Linked DNA regions of Mus musculus: all the other regions are linked to region 3. Evidence: chromatin loops called from intact Hi-C (ENCODE). Cell type or tissue: left cerebral cortex. All regions are shown on one strand. Region 1 overlaps Tyw1 (tRNA-yW synthesizing protein 1 homolog (S. cerevisiae)). Region 2 overlaps Caln1 (calneuron 1). Region 3 holds the start of Gm40337 (a long non-coding RNA gene). Region 4 overlaps Tyw1 (tRNA-yW synthesizing protein 1 homolog (S. cerevisiae)).

Region 1 (8,000 bases), 530 kb after region 3:
AAACAAGTAAGACTCAAGGGCGTTATAGATTACTACAGATAGTTTAAAATCAAAGGCTAACATTTTGCCCTTGATGGGAGGCCAGACCTGGGTAACAAATGCAAGTTCTCAGGAGCTTTAGTGAGCAGGGCTCAAAATAATGAAGTGAAAGAAGGGACACCAAGCTCCCCACTTCTGTGTTTGGGGAAAAGAAAAGTATAATTTATAACAAGAAAAAAAAAAACACAAGAGTAATTTTTTTTTAAAGCAAGTCTCCTGCAGCCCAGGCTAGCCAAGTACAACCCTGGACTTCTGCCTCTATTTCCTGGGACCTGTGGTGGCCATGTTCCTGAATGCTACAGCACCCTGCACATGTGAGATCTTTCATGGAGCAAACTTAGAAATCTATACTAAAGAGCATCTGTCAGGCACATCAAAAGCATTTCATTCCTATCTACTTAGTTCTTTAGAAAGGCATTTTACCAGGCAAGAAAAGACAGGGCATTTCTAAATTCCCTTGAAATAGCTGTCAGGTTTCCACATCAAATTGAAGAATAGATAGAGCTGGGCTGGAGAGATAGATGTTCAGCAGTTAAGAGCTCAGTCTGCTCTTGCAGAGACTTGAATTCAGTTCCCAGCATCTATGCTGAACAGCTCAGAATCACCTGGAATCCCAGCTCCCAGGGCTCTGTCCCTCTCTTCCGGCCTCTATGGGCACCTGTACTCTTGTGCACAGACACACACACACACACAAACACACACACACACTTCTAAAAATAAAAGAGACGTCCGAGTAAAACTCACAGAAGGCTGTCTATCCTGTTGTTTTAAAGTCTTCCTGAAAGTTCTGATCAAATCAAGGAAGCCAGGGCAAAAAAAGACTGAAGTGCACACAAAAGCAGTAAACTGTGAGTAATATAATTGGAGTCTTGGAAAGCTACCAACTTAAAAAAAAAAAAAAAAAGAAAGAAAGAAGGAAAATCAAATGCAAAGAAAGTGGCCAATTACCAAGGACAACTCGCCAGCTCTCCTAGCCTACAGCAGCAGTGGGTTAAAATAAACCCAAGGTAGGATGGGATCCAAAGCACACATGCTTCCTCAGTATGTTTAATTCCTATCTTTGTAAAACGGGATTTGTGCAGGCTTAGCAATGTTAACCCAGGAATCCCAGGTCCTGAAAGGCTGTGGCAAGAATGCACCAAGTTTACAGCCTGGGCTACACAGCAAATTCCAAGCCAGCCTGGGCTACACGAGAGTGCTGGGCTAGCTGGATGGCACACAGCAACCCCATTTCCAAACTAACAACAAAGTCGTTTTTGTTTGTCTGCCTGTTTTAGCACCTTAACCCTGTCGGACTTAGAACGAAGCCTTGCAGAACTAAAGCACGCTAAGTACCAAGGGTCTGTTTAGACACCTCTATTAAAATACCAATGACAGAGCCGAGGTGGCTCAGTGCGTGAGAATTCAAGGGATGCAAGCATGAGAATGTAAGTTTGGATCCCCAGAACTCAAATAAAAAGCCAGGCATGGCCACACACATCTGTGACCCCAGGAGTGGAGTAGGGGTTGGAGGATGGGCAGAGATAGGATCGCTGCTGTGTCACTGACTGCCAGCCTCACTCCAGCTTCATTGTAAGTACTTGTCACAAGGCAATAAGGTAGAGAGTGACACAGCACGACACCTGATGTCCTCCCCTGGCCTCCACAGACAGCAGGACACTTGCCCCCCTCCCACACACTCACAAAGATACACCACTCAAATGTACATCACACGCTTACACACCAAAACTAAACTAAGTCAGCCCCAACAGGAAAGGCTCCATGCCAGCAAAGACCACTTACAGAATAGAAGGAAGGCAATATTCCACTTAAACATCTCTATAAAAACCTAACCATTCACTTAGGAAATTACATGCAAGAGATGAAACTTAAACAAAACACTTTTCTGAGAGACCTAAAGCAAACTCTGCCTCTCTCTACCTCCATGGAAAGCAGGATTTATAAACCGAGAGGGATTTATAAGTCCTTTGAACACAACCTGATGAGGCCCCTAACAGTAGAGACATTACTCAGCACTTGCTGTGTGCCAGATGCTGTTACGAGTATTTGTGTCTTTCCAAGGCTATAAAATCTATATGTACATCAGAAGGAATCTTAGCAGATGTGTGACTGTTATTTTCACTTGACAAACACGAGATCCAGGCTCAGAGAGGGTAAAAATGCCAAAAGCCACACAGTAGTAGAGCAGGTGATCTGGGACGTGATCGCCAGCAACAGGAATCCTAGCAACTGGGCTTGCGTGTATACTCGCTCTGCTTCTCTGTGTCTGTCAGTCTGTCTCTGTGTGTCTGTCTTTCTCTCTGTGTGTCTGTCAGTCTCTATTAGTTACACTTTGTAAAACTGAGATAAAATACACAAAGAAATTAAGACCACGGACTTATCTGGGTGGCTAGAGTGCTTGCCTTCCCTACAATGAGGCCCCAGTGTCCATCCCCAGAACCACATAAACAGGCATGGTGGCGCATCTGTCATCCCAGCACTAGGGAGTCGGCGGCAGGGGGATGAGGAGCTCAAGGCCTCCTTTCAAGTCAAGCCTGTAGTACATGAGTCCCTGACTCCAGTGGGGGGCACTGGAGAATGGATCAGTGGTTTACGACTGTTCTTACAGAGGGCCTGACCAGTCTGTGCCCCACACCCAAACTGTTCGGATTACAGCTGCCTGGAACCCCAGCTCCAGGGAACCCCACACCCTCTTTTGTCCTCTGAACTCACATGCACAGAGACAGGAGTACTAAAAATTCTTCTTTTTAAAAGATGCACGAGTACATTCATATTCCAAACTGATGTTCCACTGTAATTAATATATATAATAAAGTCACCTCTACAGCTGAGCCACTTCTAGTTGTACAGTGGTTGCTATGCAATAGCAATGGTGGTTTCCAACCAGAGGCGACTCTGTGACCCTGGGGCTATTCTGTTCCAACTTTGAAACTTCCTTCCACAGGAAACCTTGAGAAGCCTTTGTGGCTTCCATAAGTGGGGGTGCTCCTGACATCTAGTGGGCAGAGGCCAGAGCTGCTGCTGAGCACAGGATAATCACAAGCTCCCCTACCCTGCACCCCTTTTCCTGCTATCACAATTATTCCATGAAAAAGGCCAATGGAGCGAAAGCCACGAAGTCCTGTTAGAGCTGGTCTTCCCATGACCATTAATGGAGTCTTGGCCATTTGCTTAATGTCCATGTTTAGGAGCCAACTATCTTCTTCCAGCAGTGCACGACACCCTTTATGCACATAAAATAAAAATGTACTCATCCAAGTGTGTGTTGGAGCATGCACATGCCACACATGCTGTAGCGGTCAGGATATGAGGGCTGTGGCGGTCAGGATATGAGGCTTGGCAGCACAAGCCTTTACCCACTGAGCCATCTCACCGGCCCTGATTTGATTTTGAAAGACAGGCTCTGACTCTAACTCCCCATCTAGCCAATAACCTTGATGTTCTGATCTTTCTGTCTCTACTCAGAGCTCCAGGATTATAGGTGTTGCACTAGCACGCCCAAGGAAGTCAGGAATACCAAAAGTGACGGTCTGAGCTGGAGAGTGGCTGTGGAGAGCTGGCCCTCTCCTTCCTGGGGCTTACACTGAGTCAACCGTGAAGCCATCTGGGCCTGGAACTCTCTTTGCACAGGTTTTTAAACTATAAAACCAGAAGGCTAGAGAGATGGCTCAGTGGTTAGGAGCACTCCCTGCTATTACAGCGGACCTGGCAGATGATCACAACTACCTGAACCAGCTCCAAGAGCTCTGCTGCTCTCTTCTGGACTCCAAGGGCACTGTACTCCCATGGACATGCACATACACACGTGCACAAGCACATACACACACATGAAAAATTAAGATAGGCTGGCTGTGATGCATGCCTTTAACCCCAGCACTTCAGGGGAAGACTATGTTGTGTGTTTGAGCCAAACTGCTCTGCACAATGAGTTCCAGGTCAGTCAGAGCTACAGAGTGAAACCCTCTCTCAATAAGTAAATAATAAAATCAGATTATTTATAAGACCTGTTACAGTTTGCTTTCTGTTGCTGTGATTAAAATACCATGACCAGAAGCAACCTGGGGGGAGGGGCTTACTTGGCTAACAGATTACATGTTGAGGTCTGGTCTGTTGAGACGAATTGTAACGCTAACCTAAGACCTGGTTGCCCCAGACATGAGAGTCCACATGCAGACCCAAGCGATGCTATGTGTGACCTTGCCCCCAAATTATTTCTGCTTGGTGACTAAAGATGCCTATAGTCAGGGCTGGAGACATGGCTCAGCAGTTAAGAGCACCCAGCAACCACATGGTAACTCACAACCATCTGTAATGGGATCTGATGCCCTCTTCTGGTGTGTCTCAAGACAGCAACAGTATATTCACATATATGAAATAAATAAATCTTTAAAAAAGAAAAAAGAAAAAAAAAGCCGGGCAGTGGTGGCACAGGCCTTTAATCCCAGCACTTGGGAGGCAGAGGCAGGTGGATTTCTAAGTTTGAGGCCAGCCTGGTCTACAGAGTGATTTCCAGGACAGCCAGGGCTACACAGAGAAACCCTGTCTCGAAAACAACAACAAAGATGCCTACAGTCTAAAGCTGGGCAGAACTGAGATAAGTGGGGCCTGGTGTTCCTGACTGGAGGAGACCACAAGGCAGAGGGAAGAAGGTGGAGAGAGGAGAAAGACACCATGAGTTAGGAGTCAAGAAAACATGGCCCTGAGGGCTGGCCAACTGGAGGTAAGAGCAGCCTAGATAAATCACAGTAATAACTCGGGATTATGGATAAAAAATAGATTTTAATAACATGGAGGGTAGATATCTGATCTGCACTAGTGCTGGTAAAGGCTTATTATAAATATAAAGGTTGTGTGTCTTTTATCCAGGAACTGAACGATCAATGGCGGGGTAGAAACCCTGGATTGGGATTAAATATTTTCTACAACAGTTACAACCCATCATGAAGGTAAGGACCCAAGGCAGGAACTGAGGCAGAGACCATGGAGGGATGCTGCTTACTGGCTTGCTCAGTTGGCTTTCTTATGCACCTCAGGACTACGGGTATGCCACCACCCATAGTGGGCTGGGCCCACACCCAGCAATTCATTATTCAAGAAAACGCCCCACAAGCTTGCCTACTGGCCAATCTAATGGAAGCATTTTCTTAGTTCAGGTTTCCTCTTCCCAGATGATCCTAGCTTGCATCAAGCTGGAAAACAAATCTAACAAGTCTAACAAATCTAACAAGACTCACAGCCTTCTGGGTTATTTTTGTGCTTTTTTTTCTAGTTTTGTTCCCTAAGCATCTGTACAGTTTGACCAGGAGGCGGCATGACTTTAATCCCAGTACTCGAGAGGCAGGGGCAGGTAGATCTCTAGGAGTTCGAGGCCAGCCTGGTCTATAGAGGGAGTTCCAGGACAGCTGGGGCTATGTTACATAAAGAAACTGTGTCTTAAAAAAAAAAAAAAAAAAGATTTTGTATATTTCATCTAATTGGCATAAAGTCATTCAAAACATGTTTTTTTCTTTGAGTATATATGTGTATACAGATTTGTGAGCATGCATGCAGGTAGCCATACACATGCCACAGGACAAGTGTGGCAGTCAGAGAACTATCTGGATTGTGCAGTCCTCAACTTCTATCTTGAGATGGGATTTCCTTGGTTGTCACTGTGCCTAACCCAGGCTAGCTGACCCATCATCACAGGGACACTGATATTGAAGATGAGCTAAGTCTGGCTTTACATGAGTGCTAAGGACCAGAACTCGGAGCCTCAGGCTTCTGTAAGGCAGGTACCTGGCCCACTGCGTCATCTCCCATAGCCCTCGTTTGGTTATTTAGCATCTCAAGATTTTCAGTGTGATGGTTTCATAGGCTCATATATTTGAATGCTTGTTCCTAACTTGATAGAACTGTATTGGTAAGGATTAGGAAGTGTGACCTTGTTGGAGTAAGTGTGTCATGGGTGTTGGGGGAGAAGCATTGTGGCTTCAGAAACCCATACTAGGCCCAACCTCTCATTCTCTGCCTCCAACCTGCAGATCAGATGCGTGCTCTTGGCTACTGCTCCAACACCGTGCCTGTCTACCTACCCAGGTACAGTCATGCTCCCCAACATGGTCATGGCTTCGCCCTCTGAAACTGCACGCAAGTCCCCAGTTATATTCTTCCTCTTGTAAGCGCCTTGGTCATGGAGTGTCTCTACAACAAGAGAACAGTGAGCCTGGCCACACTCCTTTCCATCCCTAACATTCCACATTTGTCTTATCTCACTTCACTGACTCTGCAGTCCTACAGGCTTTTTGTTAAGGGCCAACTTTGGTTTTTATAATCGTCTCTATTCTGTGGATGGTCTATTTCATTAACTTTTTTCTTCCCTCCCAAGTTCTTACTCTGTGGGTAATTTGCAGTTCGGTTCTAACTTCTTAATATGTATTGATCTTTAGTCTTTCTTACTGAAATAGGAGGAACTCTGTTTCAGCAAAAACATTCATTTCTTGTCACGGGGAAGAAAGCTCTAGACTGATGACCCAGAGTGGGTTCCACTTAGCTGAGGCCTCTTTCAATCTTGAAGAACAGTGCCCCTGGAGCTGGAGAGATGGCTCAGCGGAGAAGAGCACTGACTGCCGTTCCAAAGCAACCAGGTTTGATTGCCAGCACCCACACGGCAGATGACAACCATCTGAAACTCCAGGGAATCTGACGTCCTATTCTGGACTCCGTGGCCACCAGGAAATAGTTTGCAGACACACACTCAGACAAAACACCCATAAATACTAAAAATAATAAAGTAATTTTTGAAAGGAACAAAAAGAAAAGAATACTGTTTCCATCTTCCCAGGTCTGGCAGAGTCCCAAGTAGGCTTGGCCATCTTTTCCTCAAAGACAGGAGGAAGAGGTAGCAACAGGAGATCCTCACCAGAGGACAGGGGAGTTAAACAGCAGGAAAGGACAGAACGATACATTTTTATTTATTTGTTTAGAGAGAGCATCTCACATTGGTTAATGCCAGCTTGACAGAATCCAGAAGTGCACGGGGGGGGGGGGGGGGGTCTCTGAGCCCAGTTTGAGGGACGATTTAACTATATTAACTGATGTGGAAAAGACACATCCTCTCTCTGGCTGGGTGCCTGGACGGTCTGAGTGTGCATGCATTCAGTGCTCTGACTGCCATGTGACAGGCTTGTGGCCTTGCCCTCCCTGTCGTCCCCCGCTGCATGGAGCCTCAAACGTGAGCCAGAATAAGGCCTTAGCCCTGTGCATCACTTTTGTGAGGTGAAGGCACTTACCATGTGATCGTGGCGACTTGAATTCTATCTACAGGACCCAGGTAAAAAGCCAGACCTGGCGGCTCACATTTGTGATCACAGCATTCCTACTCAGAGATGGGAGGCAGAGGCAGGAGAATCAGCTGGGAGCTCAAGGGGCGGCCACCCTGGAGTACACTGCCCACTGGCAGAAATAAGAGACACTTCAACAGATGAAGGGAAGCCACTACAGAAAGCTGCCCTCTGATTTTACCATATGTACCATGTTTTATGCGCGCACACACAAAGGATATAAAGATACATGTATGGCTTTTTAAAAAGCTGAATAACATCTTTAGAAGTAGCTGGAGAAAGTAATACAACAATGTATTGCTGTAATGAGGAGAGAACAACAGAAACAGGGGAGCAGGAGAGGGGAGCGGGAAAGGCAACAGCAGAGCATGATGGGAGGACTGCCTTCAGTTCACAGATGGACATGGAATGACAGAGTACTTGCAGTTTTCTAAAGCTGACCAAAGGGATAGAAAATGCACTCAACTCCTCGTGAGTGCAGGAGGAGCACCTTGTACTTATGGGATCACTGCAATGCTCTGACCAATTACAGGTCAGCTCGCTTGAGAGCCCTAATTAAACACAGAGGCATCAGAGGGGGAGGGGCATGAAAATAGGAGAGAGTTCTTGGGAAAGAGGGGCTCAGTGAGAGTGGGAGGG
Region 2 (8,000 bases), 96 kb after region 3:
AGCAGTTATCTCAGCAGTACTCCAAGCAAGAAGCCAGTGATTAATAATGGTCTCACTGTGAGTACAGAGGGCAATTATTTGCCTGGGAATTCATTCCGGATATAAGGGGCATCACCCTCAGAAATTAGAAGGCCAAATTACTATGATCAACTCTAAAATTGTACATCTCTAAAATCTAGCTGATTAAAATTCAATAGGATGGGTATAATTTAGCAAAACCCACTGGCTTCCCTAAAATGATGCTAAATACATAAAGAAATGTTACTCCCAGTGCACACACACAGACACAAATACAGAAGAGAGGGGAGGTGAGGTTAAGAGAGAGAGAGAGAGAGAGAGAGAGCACACTTTTCTCAGCATCTCCTCACAGAAACACATTACTCTACACCTTTTATAAAATGTCAAGAAATAAGGCTAATAAGAAATGCATGAAGTGCTTAAGGAAATGAGAGAGGAGCCAATATTGAAATTTATAAAAGAAAAACAAATATTTTAGGAGCTATCCCCTGTCTCTGGATTGCAAGAACCTGTATCTTAAAGGACCTTGGAGTGACTTAATAAACACCTCTATGATATTTATTTTAGAATCAGGAAAAAACACCCTAAAGTTCATGTGAATAAGTAAATAGGAAAGGGACTGGACAGGTGGCTCGGTGGTTAGGAGCACCTTCCTGCTCTTTATTTTTTTTTAAATAAACTTTGTTATAAAAAAATGTTATAGCCAGGTGTGGTGGCACATGGCTTTAATCCCAGCTCTTGGAAGGCAGAAGCAGGCACATCTTTGTGAGTTTGAGGTCAGCCTGGTGTACAGAGTGAGTTCCAGGATACCCAAGGCTATGCAGAGAAACCCATTTTGATAAACCAAAAGAGAAAAAAAAATTACTATAAAAAACACCACTGCAAAACCCAAGTTTGGTTCCCAGCATCCACATAAGATGCCTGTAACTCCAGCTCCAGGGTTTCCCACCTCTATTCAGGCCTCTACTCATGTGCACAAACACACACAGAGACACACGGGATTTAAAACCATGGCAAGGGCCATGGAGAAGAACCAGATTCCTAGACATGAAGGTATATAAGATAGAACAGCCCCGTTCATGCATCCTCAGACCCACAGGATCCACAAGTCATGTGGAATCCCCCCCCACACGCAGTTCCTTCCTGTGTATTCGTACTCACGGTAACGCTTAATGTACGCTGTGCTTTGTTTGTGAAATTTCCCCCACAGTCTCATGTGTTTGACTCTTGGTGCCCAGTTTGTGGTATTGTTAGGGAAGGCTGTGAAATCTTTAGGAGGTGAAGCCTTGCTGGAGGAAGTAGGTCGTTGGGGGTGGAGCTTGATGTTTTATAACCGGGATCTACTTCCTGTTCACCCTCTGCTTCCTGGATGGATAATGAGCAGGTCAGTCTTAGGTTCCTGTCATGTTTCCTTCACCAGGATGGACTGTATGACTCTGGAACCATAAGCCCAAATAAATCCTTTCTCTTTTAAGTTGCTTTGTCAGGGCATTTTATCACTGCATGAGAAGCTAACCAAGACGTCAGGCAATGTAAGAAAGTGCAGTGGTTAGACTACTATGAAGCATCTCTCAGACGTCAATCTCCAACTCCTTTCTCTTTCTCTGCTTCTTGTCCACCACGAGGAGCAAAATTGTCTTTACTACACATTCTGGCCAACATGATGTTCTGCCCAAGTCCATGGTGCCATGTGACCATGGACAGAACTTTATGATAGAAGCCCAAATATACTTCACTTTTAAAGCTGTTCTTTGTCATGACAATAAGAAAACAGACTGCCCTGGTTAGCATAATCTGTCATCCTTGCCTTTCATGTTAAAGTTAACTGAGCAGGGATCAATAGAGGGATTGTCTGGGTTAGTTTGGCCTGTAAGTGTGTATGTTGGGGGATTGTCTTGATTGTTAATTGATGTGGAAGTGTCTAGCCAATGTGGGTGGCATCATTCCCTGGACAGGTGATGCTAGGCAGTATGAGAAAGCTAGTTCATTAGTCTAAATGAGCCAGCAAGCTTTTCTATGGGTTGTGCTTTAAATGACTGCCTTGATTTCCCTCAATAATTGACTGTGGCATGTTATCTCAAATAAATCCCCTTTCTCCCATTTAAGTTTTGTGTTTTTTTTTTTAAATCACGATCACAAAATAAAACTAGCGTTGTAATATTCAGCTTTGTCAACTTGACACCAACGAGTCATTTGGGAAGAAGGAACATTAATTGAGGGTATGTGTTCACCAGATTGGCTTTTAGCCAAGTCTGTAGGGACATTCTCTTGGTGAGTGATAGATGGAGAAGTGTTCAGCCCAATGTGGGTAGTGCTATCCTTGGACTGGTGGTCCTTGGTGTTATATGAAGGCAGGATGAGCAAGCCATGGGAGCAGTGGGAGTATTTGGGGAGCTTTGGGCTGGAAAAGACATTGAGTGCTCAGAACTTAATGAGCTAGTCGACAGGAGCTTGGAGTTAAGACTTCTGAGAGCATTGCAATGGGAATCTGGCTGGCACGTTGGCTTGTGAAGCTTCAAAGTCCCTTCAACACCCTATTAGGACTGTGAGATATTTTGTATTAGGAATCTGCAATCTCTTGTCAGCTGGGGCTGAAGGATCAGCCGTAATTAACAAGAGACCAACCCACTGAAGTGAAATCTTTGCTTTACTAGGACCACTGATGCAAGTTAGCTGGGGCTGAAAAATCAGTGGTGATTAACAAGAGTCCAGTATCCTGAGGTAAAATCTTCTGGGAAGTACTTCCTCAGGGTCAACACTTAGAAGAAGCTGTGGCACAGAGTGGACCACCTTGAATCCCAAGATGGTAGTGGAACTTGGTAATGTATGAGAGTCTCTCCGGTGGCACTAGGTTGGGTAATGAGTGAGCTCAGGATTGAAGGAATTGTGGAAGGCAGCTGAGGTACAGTACCGTGTGTGACAGGATTGGAGTCCCCACAGAGAAGCCAGAAGGTCATTGGTGAAGGTGCAGCCTCATTGTAGTAGAGGCCTCAGGATTTGAAGAGGTCATGGAGGGAAGACGAGGCCTGGCATCACAAAGCAGGGTCAGAGTCTCCGAGGAGAGCCAAGGAGAAGCTAGTTTTGAAGGTACAGTCTCTGTATCCCCAGGATACTGGAGATGCCAGGACCATGAGATGACCATCCAAGACAACTGAATATGTTAAAGTCAGCCTGAATCTATGAGACGATCTGCCTATGCTACCAATAGCAGAGCTGGGGAGGTGGAGTTATCCACCCATGCACTTTGGAACCCAGGGTACAGTAAATGAATCCCAGACGCTGTACACAGAGCTACAGAGTTCGGTTTACACAGCTGGAAGTTTTTCTTTTTCTCTTTGATTTGATTGTAACCATGTCCTGGTACATCCCTCATGAAGTAGGAAGTCCAAAACTTATTTTTGATTTTACAGGAGCTCACAGTTGAGAGACTTTGGCCATTTAAAATTATATTATATGTCTTACTGGGCTGTCAACATGAGATCCTGGAGACAAATAATAAAGGTTATGTTTTCATGGTGATACGGTTGTATGTCAAGGTGATGAGGGGTCAGTTGTGCTGGCTAGTTTTTGATCAACTTACTACAGACTAGAATCATTTGGGAAGAGGAAACCCTAATTAAGAAGATGTCTTTATCAGATTGACCTGTTGTAGTATTTGGTTAATGATTGGCTTGGAAGGACCCAGCCCACTATAGGCGGTGTCACCACTGGGCAGATGGCTCAGGGTTATCTAAAAAGGCTTGTTCATGGAGAACAAGCCAGAAATCAACATTCTTCCACGTTCTCTGCTCCAGTTCCTGACTCTAGGCTCCTACCCTGCTTGAGTTCCTGCCTCAGCTTCCCTGATGATAAACTGTTAAGTATGTAAAATGAAATAAATCCATTTCTCGGTTATGATGTTTATTGTAGCCATAGCAACCTAATTAGGACGCCAGCACTGAAATTAGCAACAATAAAGCAAAATAACTACAATAATATATCATAATCATAGTTACGCAGATGTCTCCTTCTTCAAGAAACTCAAGATGAATAGTATTTTCAGACCGTGATTGTCAACGAGTAATTAGTTTTTAGAAAATAGAATCTCGTAGATGGGGTGGGTAGCTTATTTTAGAATATTGACACTGAAATAATGAACCAATAGTCTGCATGTGCATCAATGGCCTAGAAAATCAGAAGACAGGAGCTATAGAAATGGCATCGTAATTAAAAATGCCTTGTGCTCTTGCAGAGGACATTACCTGGAATTCTAGGGGATCTGGCACCCTCTTCTGGACTCTGTGAGTACTACACCTATGGCAATATACATACACATACATACACATAAATAGGTTGAGACATACATGAGACCCATTTAGTTATTCGAGTCTCTGCAAGTCAAAATGATGCAACCTTTAATGACAATGAAAATGGCAAAGGGAGAAACAGGGCAGCAGACAGAGTTAGGGCTGTGCCTCTAATTTTCAGTCCTAAATCCATCTACTCATGGTGGTTCAAATCTGTAACCCCAGGACTCTGGAGGCTGAGGCAGGAGAATGAGGAACATGAAGCCAAATGGGAATACAGAGTAGGCTCCGAACTAGCCTTCACTATAGCAAGACCTTGTCCAAAAATGTACAAAACCAAAATGGGTGTTAGAGAGTTGACTTGGTGTTTAAGAGCCTTCACTGCTTTTACAGAGGACCTGAGTTCAAATCCCAGAACCCATATTGGGGGACTCACAACCTCTTATCATCCCAGATCAGCGGATTTCAACCTTCCTAATGCAGTGACCCTTTAATGTGGGTCCTCAGATGGCGGTAACTATAAAATTACTTTCATTGCTACTTCATAACTGTAGTTTTGCTATTATTATGAATTGTAAATGATAATGTAAATATTTCTGGAGGAGGAGGTTTGCCAAAGGTGTTGTGCCCCACAGGTTGAAAAACACCCTCTACTGAATTCCATGGGCACTCCACTCATATGCATGCATTATAGACACACACACACACACACACACACACACACACACACACACAAAACTAATATGCAACGGCAAAGGCCACATGGAAGTTGCTCAGGAGCAGAACAAGTCCACATGGTTTCTTTTTGCAGACAAGAAAATCAGCTATACGTGCTTTTGTTTTGTTTTCCTTTATTGAAATAAGGCCTCACTGTGTAGCCCAAGATAGCCCAGAATTCATAATCTTCCTATCTCAACATCTTAAGTGGACACCACTGCACTTGCTGCATTGGAAACTCCACTCCAGCTACTACCTTCTTGCATTAGATGAGGAGTGTCCAGGCTGGCTTCAGAGACAGGGCAGAGGGCAAGAGTCTGATGTGTAAAGTCTGTCTGTAATATGCATTTTTTTTCTCCCTGAGCTGACTGTGAAGCAAGCCACACTTGCATGTGAGATACTTGCTTCCTCTGGTTTCTCCAGCATTGAATAAATGAACACTTAAGTGATTGTTCCAATTCAGAAACCGGGATCCAGGGGGGCACTGTGCAAATTGATAAATCAAATTAGTCTTAAGCAGGAATGAGGTGTGGGGTAGGAAGAAAGAAAGAAAGAAAGAAAGAAAGAAAGAAAGAAAGAAAGAAAGAAAGAAAGAAAGGAAGGAAGGAAGGAAGGAAGGAAGGAAGGAAGGAAGGAAGGAAGGGAGGAAGGGAGGAAGGGAGGAAGGAAGGCAGGCCAACTGAAATACTTGACAGACGGGGGTCTGAAGGATGCAGCCACCCCACCCCCACCCTGTGACATCACAGTTACACATGGTTGGGAAGTATATTGGTTGCTTTTCTCATTGCTATAATAAAACATGGCAACTTGAGACAGGAGGCTTACTGTGGCTCACAGTTTGAAGGCAGAGTTGATGGTGGCAGGGGAGGTCGGACAGCAGAAGTGAGAGGCTGCTGGCCATGCCACATCCGGTCTAGAAGGAAGACGGATGCTGTTGTTCTGCTCACCTTTTCTTTTTCATTCAGTCCAGAACCCCAGACCATGCCATAGTGGCAGCCACATTCAGGGCGTGTCTTTTCCACATCCATTAACCCAGTTTAGACATGCTCATCCATTGGTTTCCATAGTGACTGTAATCCTATGAAGCTGACACTCAAGATGATCGATCCATCACTACTGGCTAGACTGGAAGAAACACACCTTGTGTCCCAGGTACAACTTTTGACCTTCAGCTTGTCCACTGTCAGACACAAACATCCCTTGATGAGAACAATTCTGTCCTGTAAGTACTGTCAGACAGGTGGTGACAACAGCCAGGTGTGCACTCTGGAGGCTGAGGCTGGAAGACCATAATTCTGAGGCTAGTTTGGACTGCATAATGAGACCCTGTCTCAATGTTTCACCCCACCCCACCCCCAGTCTTTTCATGAAAAGTAGAACTGGCATTAGTAATGTATCCAATGCATACCTCTCACTCCTGTATCAATTTATTACGGGATTCATTATACTGGTTTTTTTTTTTTTTTGTATCAATGATGTACTAATGATCAAATCATCACTATAAGATGTGTATGTCAGTTCCTAAGAGAAGAAAGCTGAGACCAATTGCCCCTTGAGTGGGCTTTGTTAGGGGAAAGAGCCTCATGACTGTTAGGGACAGGATGGGTATGGTCAGGCCCTGAAGCTGAGGAACACTTAGGGAGTGCTCTAGCTTCATTTCCTTGCTATGATAAAATGCTCTGGCCTAAAGCGACTTGGTGAAAGATTTAGTTCATTTACACTCACATGTCACAGTCACTGAGGAAGGGCAGGGCAGGAGCCTGAAGCAGAAACTACAGAGGAATATGTCTTGCTGGCTCACAGGCTCATACTTAATTAGCTTCATATACAGTCCAGGGCCACCTGCACAGGGAATGGGGCTGCCCACAGTGGGCTGGGTTCTTCTAAGTCAATTAATAACGAAGATACCACCCACAGATTCACCTACAGTCTAATATAATATAGGTAAATTCTCCTATGAGATTCTCTTCTGAGATAATTCTGGGCTGTTTCCTGTGGAAAGTTAAAGTTAACTAGGACTGGAGGTTAGAGCGTCCTATCAGAGATATAGGACAGTGCTTGAAGGGAGAAAGATGCTTCCCTTAAAGAACCTGAGAGAAACTTCATGCAGAGAGAGAAACACAGCTAAAGCAAACAATAAGAGAGATAGCCACCATGGGCAACATGACAGAAGGTGTGCGGCGAGGGGAGCACCATTACAGAAGCATCCTGAGCAATGGCTACTTCTGATGTTTACAACATTTAAAAGGAAGCAGGACGTTTTATATACCCATCCCATTCAGGAGATTTAGTCTGGCTTATCTATATGAAGGTACCATGGAGGATGCAGGTACTGGGTGGGACCACAAACTTATCTTGCAGTTGCCAGGGGAACAGGGGCTGGGCTTGGGTTTTTCCCACAGAGATCTGTGTGCTTCAACCTTTTATGGCAGGAGTGTCATTGTGTGAGGTGTGGCCTGATTAAAGAGTAAAATATTTAGAGAGAGAGAGAAAGAGAGAGAGAGAGAGAGAGAGAGAGAGAGAGAGAGAGAGAGAGAGAGAGAGAGAGAGAGAGAGATCCAGAGGGTCTATGACCTAATACAAATGTGCTCAATTTGATAATATACTGTTGTCAGAAATAAAAGGTTAGCAAAAGAAAATGTGCATAAGTGCACATCTGTTCATGTGTGGGCAGCAAATGCATATGTGTAGATGTGTCAAGTAACTGCCCTCTTGAGCAAGAAGTCTGTATGCTACAGACTATAATGGGTCAGGGTTAGATTCTTCAGTTTATTGCCCAAAACATCATTTCTTGCTTCCTTTCCTAATCAGACATATGTTCCCCTCCACCCCTTCTGACTTTTACTTCACATCTGCAGTTGATTCTGATAAAATTCTGTCTTGTATGATTTAGGGAGTCACTCTATAGTTCCCAGCAACCACCAAATGTCTCCACGTTTCGACCTTTATCTCCTACACACTTGATTCTTAGGTGGTGCA
Region 3 (8,000 bases):
TCCTGGAGTTTGGTTTCCTTGAGACACTGAGGCTGAGACAAAAATTCAGGCCAAGTAATTTATTCAGAACAAAGATGGAAGAGTGGCCATGAAGAGGTCAACTCAGGGCCTTTGGATAATTACACCGAGCCCCAGAACATGAAGGCACCCCCCCCCCAAGGGAGAGGCTGGCTACATTCCTCAGAAAAACTGCAGGGCAGACTGACCGACCATTGGCTGCCTGCAGATATGGGACACTCCTAGTACCTCCTTCTCTAAAGACCAATCAGTTTAAAGGGTGCACTGTTCGCATATCATATTGTGCCTAGTTGCTGATACTCTATTCTGCCCCTGGACACTGTGTAAAAACTTGCCGACCTGGAGTCCCCACCTCTCTTTCAGGTGCAGGACGACCCCAGCACTGGAACAATAAACTCCTCATGCTTTTGCATCAATCTCATGCTCTGAGTGATTCACTTAGGGGGTTCCCGGTAGCTAAGGCTTGTCAGAGTCTTACAGCCACAGTGGATGGCTGGTGTCTCATTCCTTAGGGACACACCATTAACATCCCTAACTAGAGCTGGGGCTCACAGTTTCAGCTATCATCCCTGGCCAGTGAACCCCAGGAACCTGTCTGTCCCCACCTCCCAGTGCTGAGGTTAAAGGCATGTACACCAATCCCTGGCTCCATACACAGGTGCTGGGGATCCTAACTCAGGCCCCCAGGTGTGTGCAGCAAGCACTTCACTTAACAGAGCCATCTCTCCAGCTCTGTGCCGTTTTGTTTTCCTTTCGTCCGGACTCTACACAGGAGATAGATTTGTGATGTTTGCCTTTCTGTTTGGTTGATTTCGCTTAACTTCCAGTCCCATCCATTTTCCTGAAAACAGCCTAACTTTATCCTCTTTTGATTTTAATCACTGAAAAGTGCTTCCCTGTGTCTGTGAGCTCCATCTTCTCTATCCAGCCAACAGTTATTGAGTATTGTGGCTGATTCCACATCTCGGTTATTGTGAATTGCAGGACAAACTCCTCTCTAAGGTAGATCATAGAGACAGTTCTAGAATATCTCAGAGAATTTGGTGTCCTGAGGAGGCCAGGGAACATTAAATAGCCAAGCTTGTACTTGGATCACAGGTGTGGAACCTTCATGACTGAGTTCACACATCTCACACACCCACACACCATACTGCACCATGTGACTGAGCTCTCTGGTTACTTTAAGAGTGGTTTTACAACGTGAGGCAGAATATATGCATATATATGCATACCTGTGTATATATGTGTATATACGTATATATACATGAATATACATGGCAGATGGCACTTGGCTCCTGTGAGAGAGCTGTAAAAAGAGAAAGACTCAAGGGGTGGGGACATCATCTTTGAAACTCCTCACAGAAGCTAGAGGGGCTGTGATCTAATGTGGCCCATGGATAACAGCAACTGCCTGGGATTCTGTAAAATAAAATAATATATATATATATATATATATATATATATATATACACACACAGATACAGACACAGACACACACACACACTTATACACACACACACACACATATTGGTTGGTTGATCTGTTTGTTTTTGAGACAAAGTCTCACCCTGTGGCCCAGACTAAAACTGGTGATCCTCCTGCCTCAGTCTTCTAAGTGCTGACTTTACAGAAGTGCACCATCATGTTCAGCTTTTCTTTTCTTCCTTCTTTTCTTCTGTCTCCTCTCTTCTCTTCCCCTTCTGTCTGTCTGTCTGTCTGTCTCTCTCTCTCTCTCTCTCTCTCTCTCTCCTTTCAGTCTGTGTGTGTGTCTGTCTGCCTGTCCACCTGTCTATGAGTAGCTGGAATGATGGATGTGTATCACAAAGCTGGTGTGTCTTGCCTCCAACATACCCTCTTGCCTTTTCACCTTAGCCAAGGGTTGAAGCAGCATGGGATGAATGGGATTAGCCCGAGAGAAATAAAGATTTTCTCTTCTCTTCTCCTCTCTTTCTCTTCTCTTCTCTTCTTTTCTCTTCTCTTCTCTTCTCCCCTCCCCTCCCCTCCCCTCTCCTCTTCTCTTCTTTTTTTCCTTTTTGAGACAAGGTCTCTCTGTGTAGGTCTGGCTGTCCTGGAACTCACTCTGTAGATCAGGCTGGCCTTGAACTCACAGATTCACCTGCCTCTGCCTCCTGAGTGCTGCACTACCACCTGGCTAAGAGAGACTTGTTTGTCAGTCTGTTAGACTATTGAGACAATGGACCCTCATCCCCTCAAGTTAGAATTTCCCCAGGTATCTCACACTGGAAGAAGGAAGAGGGACCAGCCGAAGGAGAATGTCTCCTGGAAAAAGATTTCTCAGTTCTACCTTGTCAGCTCACCTTACAGAATGAGACTAAAACCCAAGGTCACTGGAAGACAAGAAGACTACACTTTGGCCAGAACAACTTGGGTATGCATGTCCCGGCCCTTGACTGAAGCTTTGATCCTGCTTCAGAGGCCCAGAGATGGGTTTTGGAGTGTGTGGGGTGTGTCATCAGATTGACGTGTCCACATTGAAGAAATCCCTCCTTTCTGCTTTCTACCATTAAGTGTGGCTCTTTCAACCAGCTTACTGAGGTGGAGTTGCTGAACCTGGATTGGGACACAGGCTGTGATCCTTACGTTCAACATCAACCACTCAGTCCTGGCCACAAACACCACCTCATCATAGACTCCCCAGCTTCCAGAACCAGGTATCAGACATGTCTCTTTCCATCAGACATGTCCCTGTCTGTGACAGTGACAGAGCATGACAAGATTAGGACTAAGAGCAGTTCCTAATGACATCAAATATCCCTCAAACATCCCCAGACATCTCTCTCCCATCAGTCTTCGATGACTGAAGGTGCAATTACTAAGAATCTAGGAGGAAGGGCTGCCCACACCCATTAGAAAAGAACAACTGAGAAACTAAGTCTCAGGCAATGGCTGAGTCGGAGCTGGGTGGGCCACATGTGACTCAGGCAGACCTGACACATTCTGTTCTGTGTTTTCTGAGTGAGATCTGTGGGTGTGTCGTGGAGTGGGCGACTTCTGTTTGAGTCAGAAAAGCTCTCTCCTGATTTCCTCCAGGTCTGCGTCAGATCTCCTGGCGGGACCATTCCGCCTTAAAGGTACTCTAGGGTTTGCATGTGGGTGGGGGTGGGCAACACAAATGGAACAGGGTCCAATAAACAGGAAGTGATTGTGTTTCAAGGTTGGATTCAGAGCACCGCATGCATCTCTCTAGCTGGCTTCCTTGCAATTCCAGCACTGGGGACCACTGACTCCCTCCCCCAATATGTGACATTTCAATATTGGGCACAGGAGAACAGTGACTGAAGAGGACCAAAACTAGAGATTAAGATAGGCTAAGGCCAGGCTCTCAGGACAGAACAGGTAAAATCTGGCTCGCTATGCTCACAGAGGTTTGAGGAAAGAGCGGTACGTGAGCAGGTGCTGTGGAGGGGTCTCATTAGGTAGATGCATGACAATCATTGTCCCACTCCCAGGACCCTCACGGAGGAAAGGCAGAACAGAACCTAAAAAGTTGACCTTCACTCAAACACACACGTGTAATATTAAGTAAGCAAATAAATGAATAAATAAATAAATAAATAAAATGTGACTTTTTTTTCCACAAAAGAAAAAATACATAAGGCAGTGTGAAGGTCAGGATGTGTCAGAGATGAAGGCTCTGTAATTAGTAAACTCTGACACCAGAAGGCAAGTCACATTCACTTACAGTGCTCCAGTCTAGGTTAACCAAAGATTATCCACTCTCTGCTTTGGGCTGAAAACTGGTTAAAGACAAGCGCGCCCCGCCCACTCCCCCGCACCCCCCACCCGAAAATCTGATTGGCTTTCAGTGTTGTGTCTTTACTTAATAAGTGCATTAGATAAAAGCTCTGCTAATGAAATGCAACAGGAAGCAGTGAGATCCTGGAATCAGTCCCGGAGACCATGATTTTTGAAGTCTCTCAAGCATTTCCAGCTGTGAACTTGGCTACAAGCAGCCCCCTGACTCAGAACAGGTGGATAGATTCCGCAATGACAGCTCTCTGCCACCAGAGGGCTCTCGGCACGCGGCGTAAGAATCCATGGGAGCTACCGGCAGGGGGCGCTCGCTGCCCGCAGCAAGTTTCACAAGCAGGCCAGAAAGACTAGTTGTGTAACCCTCAGACACTTTCTAACTTTATGTTTCATCTGAAGAAAAAGAAAAAAATCTGGTTTCAGGACCATGTTTTTCTGAGTCCTAGGAGAGAGAGCTTTGGATGAAGGTCACTTTGGAAGTAAAGGGAATGAAAGGAAGAAAAGAAAAGGGAAGTGAACAGGAAGTGGGAATTCACGCCAGTCACCCCCAGTTACCCCAGGTACGCTAAATCTCGAGACTGGTGATTCTAAGTTAAAGGCTAGCTGCAACAACTAATGTCCCCCGAGTATGGGGCTGAGGATGTGGCTCAGCCATAACGGGCTTGCCTAATATGACCAAAAGGCCCTGAGTTCATTCAATTCTCTACTTCCACCAAATAAAACAGAAACCCGATAAAAGGAGACAGAAGATGTATCCACCAAAAATCCAACCCTGGGCTAGGAGTGGTGGTGTTCACCTGTCATCAGGGTACTTGGGAGCTTGAGGCAGAGGACATGGTGAGTTCAAGGCCAGCCTGGGATACATAGAAAGATCCTGTTTCAAACAATAACATTCTAATCCTGGCATCACGAAAATGCAATGGTGAATCTAGACGTTTCTCTTTAATGCTAGCTGTTGTGGCATTTCTGTGTGCTGTCCCCATCCTGAGAGCCCCACCCCCCTTGTTTTTTGTTTTTGTGTTTTCTCAGCGCCTCCTCCCTCAGTGCTGCACAACTGGAGCACCCAGATTCAGTCGATGGGAGAAGAGCCCCCTTTGCAGTCTGTCCTGCCATAGCATCCCTGGCCTCAGTTTCCACATCTAAAAATTAAATTAAATAAAAAATGAAATCTACTGATTTCTAATGTCGTTTTTACCCTCCTGCCATTTCAAAGAGTCAGGGTTCTAACCTTCCCCCAGTTATCAGCAGTGCCAGGGGAATTTTAAAATATTATGGCCTCGACACTCCCCCGCCCCCTCCCTGCAGGACGATGGTAATTGGTCTGCAGCGGAAGGGATCCTGCAAAGATTTTTTAAAAGCTCCCTGGGTGACTCTAATGTGCTGCTGAGTTCAGAACCTCTGGCATCTAATTCCCCTGCTGGGAACTCTGCAGACTGGCGAGTCCCCGTCCAAAGCATCTCCCGCAGGAAAACCAGGCTGAGCGGGAAAACAGGAGCAGAGTCTTTGGAGGCCTGGGAGTTGGGGGGGTGGGGGGTGTCTCATGAAACTTGTAAGCTTGGTAGGACTTTCTGACGCCCAGGCAGGACAATGTGACAGTGCTTCTCTCAGAGTGGGAAGAGAAACTGCCTTTCTCTCTTCGCCCGAGCTCCTCCCTTCTGCTTCCTGTCTTGTTTCCCCTTCCCTCCCCACCCCCCACCCCCACCCCCCGCCCTAACCTTCACACACCAACTGGGTCCCAGCTTCAGGTGTTTGCAATGGCTTTCTGGATTCGCTGGGTATATAGGCTTTCCGTCTTTCTTTCCCCACCCCGAAACCATTTTTGGCTAATGTATATTAGTTGTGTAGTGGGGAGCATTGTATGGCTTCAGACATTTCTTTTTAAACCCGGTTTATTCATGCTCTATGGCACAGGTATGGAGGTCTGAGAACAGCTTGCAGAAGTTGATTCTGTCTTTCCATCCTGTGGCTCCCAGGGTTCAAAATCAGGTTGTCCAAACAAGCCATTCTGCCCACAAAACCATCTTGTCAGCCTTTGCTTTATTTCTGAGACAGGGACTCACATAGCCCAGACTGGCCTCAAACTTGCTATGTAGTAGGCACTGGCCTTGAACCTCTGATCCTCCTGCTATACCGGCTAAGTGCTAGAGTTGCAGGAGAACACCTCCGGGCTTGCTCTGTGTGTGCTGGGGATGGAACCCAGGGTTTCTGCCGGCACTCTGCCTCATGAGCTGGAACCTACAACATTTACACTGAGACGTGGCTATAAATTGATCCCTGAGCCCATGTATGTGACCATCTTGTCATGAGGACACTTAAAAAAATCTTCCAGGCTCTGTCAGAACACTGCTGAGGGTCCCACACTCCTGAAAGGAAGTAAGGGCCCAGTGTGGCCAATTGACTCAACTGGAGGCATTTTTTTTGTCTTTTGTTATTCTGTTTTCTAGGGGTTGTTTTTTCTTTTTGTTTTGTTATTGTTGTTGTTTTTTTTTTTTTTTTTGCTTGTTTGTTTGTTTGTTTGTTTTTTCGAGACAGGGTTTCTCTGTGTAGTCCTGGCTGTCCTGGAACTCACTCTGTAGACCAGACTGTCCTTGAACTCAGAAATTCGCCTGCCTCTGCCTCCCAAGTGCTGGGATCAAAGGCGTGCGCCACCACCGCCAGGCTGGGATTGTTTTTTCTTAGTGAAGTGTGTGTGTGTGTGTGTGTGTGTGTTGTATAAACATCTGGGGAAGCAAATCAAAGCATCTTTAATTCAGAGAGTCAAGTGAGGAAAGTCCCCTCCAATCATAATTTATTTGACTTTCCACATCCCAGACAAGATCGAGTATGCTTTGTGTGGGCTAAGCCGAAACTCCTCTTGCCAATCTGTTGAAAAGGGACAGCTGACCTTGGAGTGTGTGGAAGTCAAAACAACCAACTTGCAGACATTGCTGAGGTCAAGGCTGCAAGATCGTCCAGAAATCACAGAGGTATCAGGGAGAAGGCCAAGGCACATGAGAGAAACTTCCTTTCGCTGTCCCTAGGCCCTGGGACTCACCTAGGACAATCCAGGTTGGCAATGAGTCTGCTCAACAACTGAATGAAGCTTACAGTTGTGTGTGTGCTGGGACACAGGACAGTGTGAAGGGGCTGTTGCCATGCTGTGTAGGCGTGGGAAGGGTTCAGAGGACTCAGACGATGGATACGAGGGCCATTAACAGGGAGTTGGGCTTTGTCTTGTCCGGGTCCTGTCCTTAGAGGTTGCTGAGACAGGTCCTTCCTATGTAGGTTAGAGGAGCTTAGAGTTCACTAAGAGCCTTAGTTGGTCCAAGCCCTCAGTCCTCCAGCCTCCCTCTGCAAATCATATACCTGCCCCTTGGGGTGAAGGGGTGATACCATGGCTGTGATCAGGGTTGTTAGGCCAGACAGCCCTAACGAGCCAGGCTTAGCCACTTACCGGGCCTCTTAAACAGACAAATAAGAATGAAATGCAGAAAAAAAGACATTTTCCAACATGGCCACACTGGGAAAAGGGACAGAGAGGCCCAGTGGCCTACCAAGTTCAAGGCCCTGACATGAAGTTTAGGTTTAAAAAGAAGGCAAGAGGCCTGAGGGGATAGCTTAATGGGGAAGTGAGTTGGCTACACAAGCATGGCCCTGAATTTGGATCCCTAGCACCCACTTAAAAAAGCTCGGCATGCTCATACCAGTGTCCATTGCTTATGAGGTTGTGGGGACAGACACAGGAGATGCTCTGGGGTTGCTAGTTACCAGTTTAGTTCTGGGTTCAGTGAAAGATGCTGTCCCAAGGGAGTGGTAAAACAGGACACTACTGTTCTCTGGCTTCCAAATATATGTACGGGCATGCCTGCACACACACACACACACACACACAGACACACACAGACATACTCAAAGTATGCATAGTTAAGCAGTCCTTAGTCAGCGGTGGTCCTGCCCATCACTGGCCCATCTTTGTTTCAGTTCCAATCTCTCCGGCAAGGTGGTCTGACAATTTTCAGAACTCTGTGGAATGTCTTCCTGGACACAAGCTCCCCCTTTGGCAGGCTTCCAGCATCAGCCTTTTCCTTCTCCAGCCTGAGAGTCCCAGGGAAATGGCAATGCCTTGGGGTCCATTGTTTTAATGGTCTGATAACCAGGGGGGTGGGGGGCACACATCTCTTTAGAACAGTTCCTGTCTTGCTTAGAGGCGTACACAGCTCCAGCCTCTGTCT
Region 4 (8,000 bases), 590 kb after region 3:
AAGGCCAGCCTGGACTACACACACCCAGTTCCAAGGCAATTGAGAGCACAGGGCAAGGCCCCGTCTTAAACGAGAAAACAAGAAAAAGAACCTAGTGGCACAAGCCTGTGATCCCCATTTTCAAGAAGCTAAAACAGGAAAATTCCACCTGGGCGAAAGGTTGCTCAAGCCTGAGCAACTTGTTGAGATCCCATTGCCAAATAAAAAAGGAAAAGAAGAAGAAAAAAAAAAAAAAAAAAAAACAAGATGGGTCCCCATGTGATCCCAGCACACTAGGCAGGAAGACTGGAACTTAGTCATCCTCAGTTATATGTCAAGTTCAAGAGACTCCGTCCACAAATCATAAATGGGGGGCTGGAAATATATTGGCAAGACCTGTGATCCCATTCAATCCCCATGGGAATATCCACTCTGGCTTTGTGCAGCTGCACACTTGTGCACCTACACCTGTGTGGCCGAGACAAGGCGCTGGGACTGAGGCCAACCTCACAGACAGAAGCGGACTCTACACCACCCTTCTGGAGGGAAAGCATCGCCACTGGGTAGAGCTGTTAGGGCCGGGAGCAGCCAGCTAGGAAGATGGGGTGACCGTTAACACAGACATTCAAGCCTCGTCTACTGACTGGAGCAAAAGTGGAGAAAAAGACACAGTGGGCCAACACTAAGAGCCGCTCCGGATGGATGTGGCCAGGCGGTCAGCCAGAGGACGCCAGCTGTGACGCCAGCAGCTACTGTGCAGCCTGAAGACAATCTCAGGACGTGGATACCCGAGGAATCACTCAAGAGTAATGCTTCCAGGCTGAGGGAGTCGGCAGGGAACCCCAGGATGAGCTGCTGCTCCAATGGTGAGTGACAGTCATTGGGGTCAGGATACACGCTCAGACTGAGACACTCGTCACTCCTCTTTCTTGACCAGAGGAAGATGGTGAAAGTCAGCCTGGCTCAGCAAGGCAGCAGTGAAAGGGACAAGAATGAGTGCCATGGCCCTGAGCTTTAAGGCCCAGTGCTTGGAAACTGAGGCTAGCAAAGTACTGAGCTCCAGGCCAGCCTGGGCTACATAACCAGACCCTGTCAGACAAAAGGGAAAGGGGAACAGGGAAAGGGGGAAGTAGGAAAAGAGAAAGGAAGGGAGGGAGGGAGGGAGTGAGGGAGGGGAACAGGGTGGGATGACAAGAATGAAGAGGAGGAAGACAGCAGAGGAAGAAGAAAAGAAAGAAGAGGAAAAGCAGGAAGGAGGGAGGAGGAAAAGAGAAAGAGAAAGGGAGGAGGAGGAGCCACACATCTAACACGTGACTAGCACCCTGTGTAAGTCACAAGCTGAGCACTCTCGCTCTCTCGTTCTCTCTCTCTCTCTCTCTCTCTCTCTCTCTCTCTCTCTCTCTCTCTCTCTCTGAAACAGCTGCACCTGAGTTTCAGATCATCTAACCGGGACAGAGGTAAAACCAGGTATTATCTCTTCACAGCCAGAGCCACACAGAGGACAGCCACACATATGTATGCATGTTTCTCCTCTCTCCCTCCCTCCCTCCCTCCCTCTCCCTCTCCCTCTCTCCCTCTCTCTCTCTCACACACACACACACACACACACACACACACACACACACACACTATAAGAAAGGAGCATAAGCACACACCTCAGCATCCCCAGGATGCAATTCGCCTTGCGGGTGAGGCCGCGCCTCTCCTGGGCCATGCTGGGCCGACTCACACTTCCCTCTCTTGCAGTTCCCGCCACAAGCCTTTTTCTCCCCTCTCTGCAGGGCCTGCAGCCGGGAGATGAACTTGGTCTTCCAGGCTGTGAAGTCGGCCTCGATGCTGCCATGTTTGCTCTGAACTGCATTGCAGTCGCCTTCCCCTCGGGTCAGCACCCGCTGGGCACCGAGCATCCAGAGCCATTTGTCAACGTTCGTGCTGACCTTCAGGAAAGAAAGGGGGGAGGGAGTGAGAGAGAGAGAGAGAGAGAGAGAGGCACTGAAAAAAACACAATCCACAAACATGCAAATGGAAAATCCCATCTGTCCTCTAAAGCAGGCTTCCAGGCTGCACTGCAGAAACCCAGGGATTCGGGCCACAATTCAGGAACTTCTGCTGAGGAAAACAGCACAGGTCCAAATAACAATCTTCAAGCTCCACACTGGGCCTGGTGGCACAGGCCTGGTGGGAGGATCTCAGGTCCAAGGCTCCCCTGGACTATACAGTAAGTTCAAGGCCAGCCTGGGCAACTTATGAGACTCTGCTCCAAAATGAAAAGGCTAGAACTATACCTCAGTGACAGAGCTCATGCCTAGTACACAGGAGACCCAGGGTTCAGTCCTCAGCACTGTATAAACTAGGTGTGGTGGCACACACAGCTTCACTCACAGAACTCTGAGATGAGGCAAGAAGATCAGAAGCTCAAGATTATTCTGGCTGAAAAATGGAGCTGAATGGTAGAGCCCAGCCTAGAATCCCCCAGGGAGGGGCTGGGGGCGTGGCTCAGTGGTAGAGCCCCTGCCTAGAATCCCCCAGGGAGGGGCTGGGGGCGTGGCTCAGTGGTAGAGCCCCTGCCTAGAATCACCCAGTGAGGGGCTGAGGGCATGGCTCAGCAGCAGGGTTCTTGTTTAGCATGCTCACGACAGCCTAGGTTCCATCATCAGCACCATAAAAGAAACAACATTAATGTAATAATATATTATTATTAGGGCTGGAAAGATGGTTTAGCAGTTAAGAGAACTGATTGTTCTCCCAAAGGACCCACATTCAATTCCTAGCACCCACATGTCTGAAATTCTGGTTCCCTGATATCCAGCCCTTCTGACCTCCGCAGAGACGAGGCATACACATGGTGCACAGAGAAACGTGCAGGCAAAAAACACACACACATAAAATAAAAATTAAAAAATAACAAAAGCAGAGTTCATCGGTTAGTTCTCACACATAATGTGTTCTCGGGAGACCTTCTCTGTCCTTTGGTTAAGGAAGGACCTAGTCCTATAACTCACCACACACCCACCTTGTTGAAGTGGCTCCGGTAGGCAGAGTCTCCCAGGCCAAACACTGCATAGCGAAGTCCCTTCAGGTAAGTTTTGCCAAAGCGGAAATCATTAGCTGATTCCTCTAACCACTTGCAGAACCACTCTGCACTCTCTGTAGGGCAGCCGTCCGTGTACGTAGCGACCAGGAAGGCACAGACGGTTTTACTAGTGATCTGAATGAAGCAGTGCTATGTCAGAAGGATATTAGAAGCAAACATGACTACAAGAATATTCAAAGCAAGAGCAGAAAGAGGACTCCGTGGTTAAGAACACCAGCCACTCTTACAGAGAACCCGGGTTCTATTCCCAGAACCCACACAGTGGATCAGAACCAGCTATAACTCCAGTTCCAGGGGACTCAACAAAGCCCTCCTCCTGCCTCCATGGGCACCAGGCATGCACATGGTGCACTTACACAAGCAGGGAAATGCTGACAGTCAACAAAAATAAAAAGGCATAATAAACCTCCAAAAAATAATAACAAACAGGGTTGTCTAAGTGAAGTTTGCTTTTTGAGTGCAGGCCCTCACAGCTCCACCTAGTGGTATACCAGGAATCCCAGGACTCTCAGGAGGCAGAGGCAACAGGACTGCTGTGAGTCTGAGGCCAAGCCAGGGCTACAGGGCAGGATCCCAACTCAAAAGACAAATCAAGTGCCTGAGTCACGCACAGTAAGAAAGCTTCCAGCTGAAATGGCTCAGCACAAATTTTTTAATTATTCTAAAGATTCTACTCACCCCATAGGGCAGGTGGTCAATTAAATTTGAATTTTAAATCTTTATTTGAATTGTGAGCGTGTGTGTGTGTGTGTGTGTGTACACACTAGTGCAAGTGCCAAGGAAGCCAGAAGAGGGCATCACATTCCCCAGAGCTGGAACTGTGGACTGCTGTTGAACGGCTCAATGTGGGTGCTGGGAACCTGGCCACAGGAGCTCTTCACTACTGTGTCATCTCTACAGCCCCAAATTTGGACAACTACCAACCTCTCCTATCAGACTGTCATCTGGATCATATTCCTTCAGATTAATAATGGCCACAGGCAGGTCCAGAGAGGTGACAGCTTTGGCAAGAACCACTGCAAATCCCTAGAAAAGAGAGAAAAAAAAAGATGACAAACCCTTCAGTGTGCCAAATAAAGAAAGCACGGCTGTTGTTTGCTCCCGCTTGCCAGGGAGCATGGCGCCCCCTTGTGGTGGCTGCTTCTTCAGCAGCTTTGCCTTGAATGTCATCACTGTGAACAGGGGAGGGGACTCTTATTCTTATCTTCTGCTTACAGTGTTCTCAAGCCCAGGACAGAGATGAGCCACTGAGTCGCGTTCCCATAGAAAAAGTATGCCAAGACTGGACATAGAAGCTGGAGCCTGGTGAGACGGCTTCGTACACAGAGGAAGGCACTTCCCCAAGCCTGATGGTTGGGTTCCTAGGGCTTACATGGTAGAAAGGTAAAACCAACTCCCACAAGTTGTTCTCTGTACACATACACACAATAAGCAAATATGATAAAAGATTTTTTAATTTTTTAATTTATTTTAGACTGGGGAAATAGTTCAGTGGATACAGTGCTTATTATTACACAGGCCTGAGGACCGGACTTCAGAACCTCAGATCTATGTAAAGCCAGACACACCAGCACACACTGCAATCCCAGTGCTCCTATATACAGCAAGATTGGGCATGGACACAGGAGAAGCCCAGAGGATAGGCTTCCTAGCCTGGGCCCACAGCCGTAAACCACAGAGACCCAGTCTCAGACAGAGTAGCAAATGAGGACAGACAGACACCCAAGCACGTCTTCTGACTCTGACTTGTACGCTCTGGCAGCACATGGAGACCCACACTCAACACACACAAAACCAAGTAACATAAAAATTGTTTACATTTTAAAAAGAAAAAGAAGCTAAAACCAGGCAAGATGGTGATGTACTTATAATCCCAGAATCCAGGAGGCAGAGGCATAGGGCTCCCTGGGTCTCACGGACCAGCCAACCCTGTCTCAAAAACACGAGGTACACAGTATCTAAAGAACATCCCAGGTTTGTGGGTAGGAGTGGGTTCTGCAAGCATCAGGGCCGGCAGAGTGTCAGACGAGCAAGACACGAAGGCAATTCAGTTGAACATGACTCAGTAGCCGGTGCCAGTTCAAACTTCTCGAGTCTGACCCTGGGCAGTTTATTTTAGGCTAAGTACAGCACAATTTTGGAAAAAATTTTCCTAATGATAATTAACTCGATCCTGTGAGTACAACAAAACTTAAGGCATGATTACATTGAAACATTTTTCAAAGCACACATGACCTCTTCCATAAAGATGAGTTCTATTGACTGAGAAACGATGCTCAAGGTAAGGAGTTAGGGAGGAAAAGTCTGAGAAGTCGGAACGGGGGTGGGGGGAGTCGGGGGCGGGGGGGGGGGGAGCAGTCGGGTGTGGCCTGGCCCTACAGACAGCCCAGAGTTCACCAGGTTATTAACTACATCCATTCCCAGATTTCTAGGTGGAAACAGGTTAAAGAGACAATGCTGTGTTTGACATTCCTGCTTTCCCAAGTGCTGATCTGTATGCCCTCTACAAATATACACAGCAATAGAATACACACATGTGCTAGTGTACACACATGCATACAAACACAGCTGGGTGGCAGAATGGGAAGCCAGTTAATAGACAGGAGGAGGCCCTGGAGTCGCCAGCAAAGAGAGAAGGCAGGAAACAGAAAACCAAGTTATTATACCACATGGAGAAAGATATACAGATGTCAGAGACCAAGGGGCAGTTGCTCTCTCCCATGTAACATTGTCAGCTCTCCCAAAGCATATGACCAAATGCCTCAGGAAAGCTCAAATTTCCAGGCAGGTTGACACGGAGAAAAGCATCTCCTCTTTGCTCCTTGGCAGTCCCAGGACCTGGCGCCATCACCCTTCACTGTTAGCTATGACCACGTCACTGACTGGACACTCATGATGCCAGCCTCACTTCTGGGCAACATTGCACAGAAGCAAACAAAATGGACAAAGCCCTGGTCCTGAAGATGCCTCTACAAAAGAGGCAGTAGAGCATACCAGGTGCCGATGGGCACAGAAGATAGATGAGAGAAAAGGTAGAGGATGGGGCGAGGGCAGCAAGCGAGATCACTATCCACAGAGCATAGCACAAGGGTATGTGTGAAAATGTAAGTGGCTGACCCTTGTCACTCAGCCCAAAGTCCCTAAAACCCTTGAATTCACTATCTGGCCAGTGACATGACTCACCAGAGAGCCCTTTGATGACTCTGGGACAAAGGCTGGCAACCAGGAAAACCAACCATGTGACTAGAATTTAATCACCAATGACCAACGATTAAAAGGAGATATTAGGTCATTAATACTCAAGCTAGAACCTAAGAGTGACTCAGCAACATCATGCTTGGGCACACAGAGAGAATCTGAGGTCAGCCTGGGATAAAGGAAAGCCTGCCTGAAGCAAACAGTTATAAGGCTCTGAATGGAGCCAGGGACACGGCTTGGTGGGCGAGTTAAGGCTCTTGCCACCAAGCATGATGCCCCAAGTCTGATCCCTGGGACCCACAGAGTAAAAAGAGAGCCAACTCCAGCAGGCTGCCCTCTGAGCTCCACGTTGAGTGCAGTGGTGAGTATACATACACACATACGTGCTAACTTCAATAACTCACAAGCATGTAGGTGGCCACAGCTGTAACACCACTGGCATGATCCACATTCCTATGGCTCGCTGAGGAGCCTGTGCCCACACTGTTACATCCTTGCCCTCTTCCTAAGCAACCGATTCCCCTTAACCCTCATGCTTAAAATCTACATAAAAGTGTTTCTGGATAAACTCCAATTCTGCCCCCACTGACAAAGTAATAATGTCAGGCTAGAGGGATGGCGCTCGCAGCAGTTAGCAGCAGTTAGCAGCAGTCTGCTCTTCCAGAGGACCTAGGTTTGAATCCCAGCAATCACGGAGGTTCACATCCATGTGTAACTCCAGTCGCAGGGGACCTGACCCCTTCTTCTGGCCCCCAAGGGCACCAGGCATGCAAAAGACATGCAGGCAAAACATTCACCACACAAAATACGTTTATAAAACAGCAATTACAAGGCCAGCGACTCGCTCGGCTCAGTGGGTAAAAGCACCCACTGCCAAACCTGATGCCCTGGGCTTGCCTCCCCTCCCCCCCCCCATCCACACCCCGTCTTCCCTTCCCTCTAGCCACATGATGGAAGGAGAGAACTGACGGTGCCATTTGTCCTCGGGCATCCACACGTGTGCCCACACACAGGCTCAAACACACACAAAGTAATAAAGGTTTTTAAAGGAAATAATGACGATAAAAAGTACTATTCCAAACAGACCACCTGAGACGGTCTCGAACAAAACAGCTCTTCTGTATGATGCCCACAGGAGGGCAGTAGAACCCTCTCTAGCAGCACACAAAATAATGTTTTTTTATGAAAGACCCATTTTCACGTCAGTCTTAGTCACTTCATAGAGAGCACTCAACAGTCGTGACCCTCATTCCAGGGAAGCTAAGAACACATGCATCCAAGAAGAGCAGCCCGGGGAGTCTGCTCCACACATCTGCAATCGAGTCTACCTTCCCTGCCTCTAACACACTGACGGCACACTGACTAGATGTGTGAACTTGCCAGAGATAGACCCCGTTGCTGACACCATCGCCATCATTCAGTTTACACTAGTTAGTGCCTGGCACATCCAACCAACAGCTGAAAGCCACAGGCACCCCAAGGCAGCTAGGAAACCAGCACCTAAATAAATAGATAAATAGATAATAAATAAATAAATCAGGCTTGCCTCGTTACCAGAGTGCTGGACAATTTTTTCTACCTTGATCGTGAGGTCTTACATGTGCGATTACAATGTCATGCCACAGTGTTGGACATGCCTGAAGTCCACGTCCTACCCCCACAGCGGAATCTCCACCCTCCAGAGGCAGACAAGGGAGAGCAGAGCCCACAGACACTGAGCCCAAGAGAA

Evidence for each region. Hi-C counts contacts between places; a loop is a spot of excess contacts. Peaks named below come from ENCODE experiments on the same cell type or tissue, not always from the same donor. Only the 100,000 strongest peaks of a DNase experiment are listed, where the experiment ranks them.
Region 1: a loop joins it to region 3, with 8 times the contacts of the local background. A loop is called at or near these places in 5 of 42 quality-filtered maps.
Region 2: a loop joins it to region 3, with 2.5 times the contacts of the local background. A loop is called at or near these places in 6 of 42 quality-filtered maps.
Region 4: a loop joins it to region 3, with 7 times the contacts of the local background. A loop is called at or near these places in 27 of 42 quality-filtered maps.

What each region holds. Positions count from the first base shown.
Region 1 is chr5:130,315,704-130,323,703 of GRCm38, reverse strand. The region is part of intron 13 of Tyw1 (tRNA-yW synthesizing protein 1 homolog (S. cerevisiae)); the gene reads right to left. Among named protein-coding and RNA genes, the nearest start is that of Gm40336, 59 kb to the left of the region's middle. In left cerebral cortex, a CTCF peak has its summit at 3,038 (motif pointing left); DNase peaks (open chromatin) are centred at 997 and 3,050.
Region 2 is chr5:130,754,002-130,762,001 of GRCm38, reverse strand. All of the region lies in intron 4 of Caln1 (calneuron 1), which reads right to left. Among named protein-coding and RNA genes, the nearest start is that of Gm40337, 97 kb to the left of the region's middle. In left cerebral cortex, a CTCF peak has its summit at 4,293 (motif pointing left); a DNase peak (open chromatin) is centred at 4,290.
Region 3 is chr5:130,849,630-130,857,629 of GRCm38, reverse strand. Gm40337 (a long non-coding RNA gene) reads left to right here and starts at 2,389. Exons shown (of 3, transcript XR_868569.1): 1 at 2,389-2,407; 2 at 2,548-2,690; 3 at 3,070-3,505. In left cerebral cortex, a CTCF peak has its summit at 4,067 (motif pointing right); DNase peaks (open chromatin) are centred at 1,208, 3,005 and 4,081.
Region 4 is chr5:130,263,082-130,271,081 of GRCm38, reverse strand. Tyw1 (tRNA-yW synthesizing protein 1 homolog (S. cerevisiae)) reads right to left here. Exons shown (of 16, transcript NM_001015876.2): 4 at 3,998-4,099; 5 at 2,993-3,187; 6 at 1,635-1,916. Among named protein-coding and RNA genes, the nearest start is that of Tyw1, 10 kb to the right of the region's middle. In left cerebral cortex, CTCF peaks have their summits at 3,544 (motif pointing left), 4,200 (motif pointing left) and 7,393 (motif pointing right); DNase peaks (open chromatin) are centred at 3,558, 4,230 and 7,439.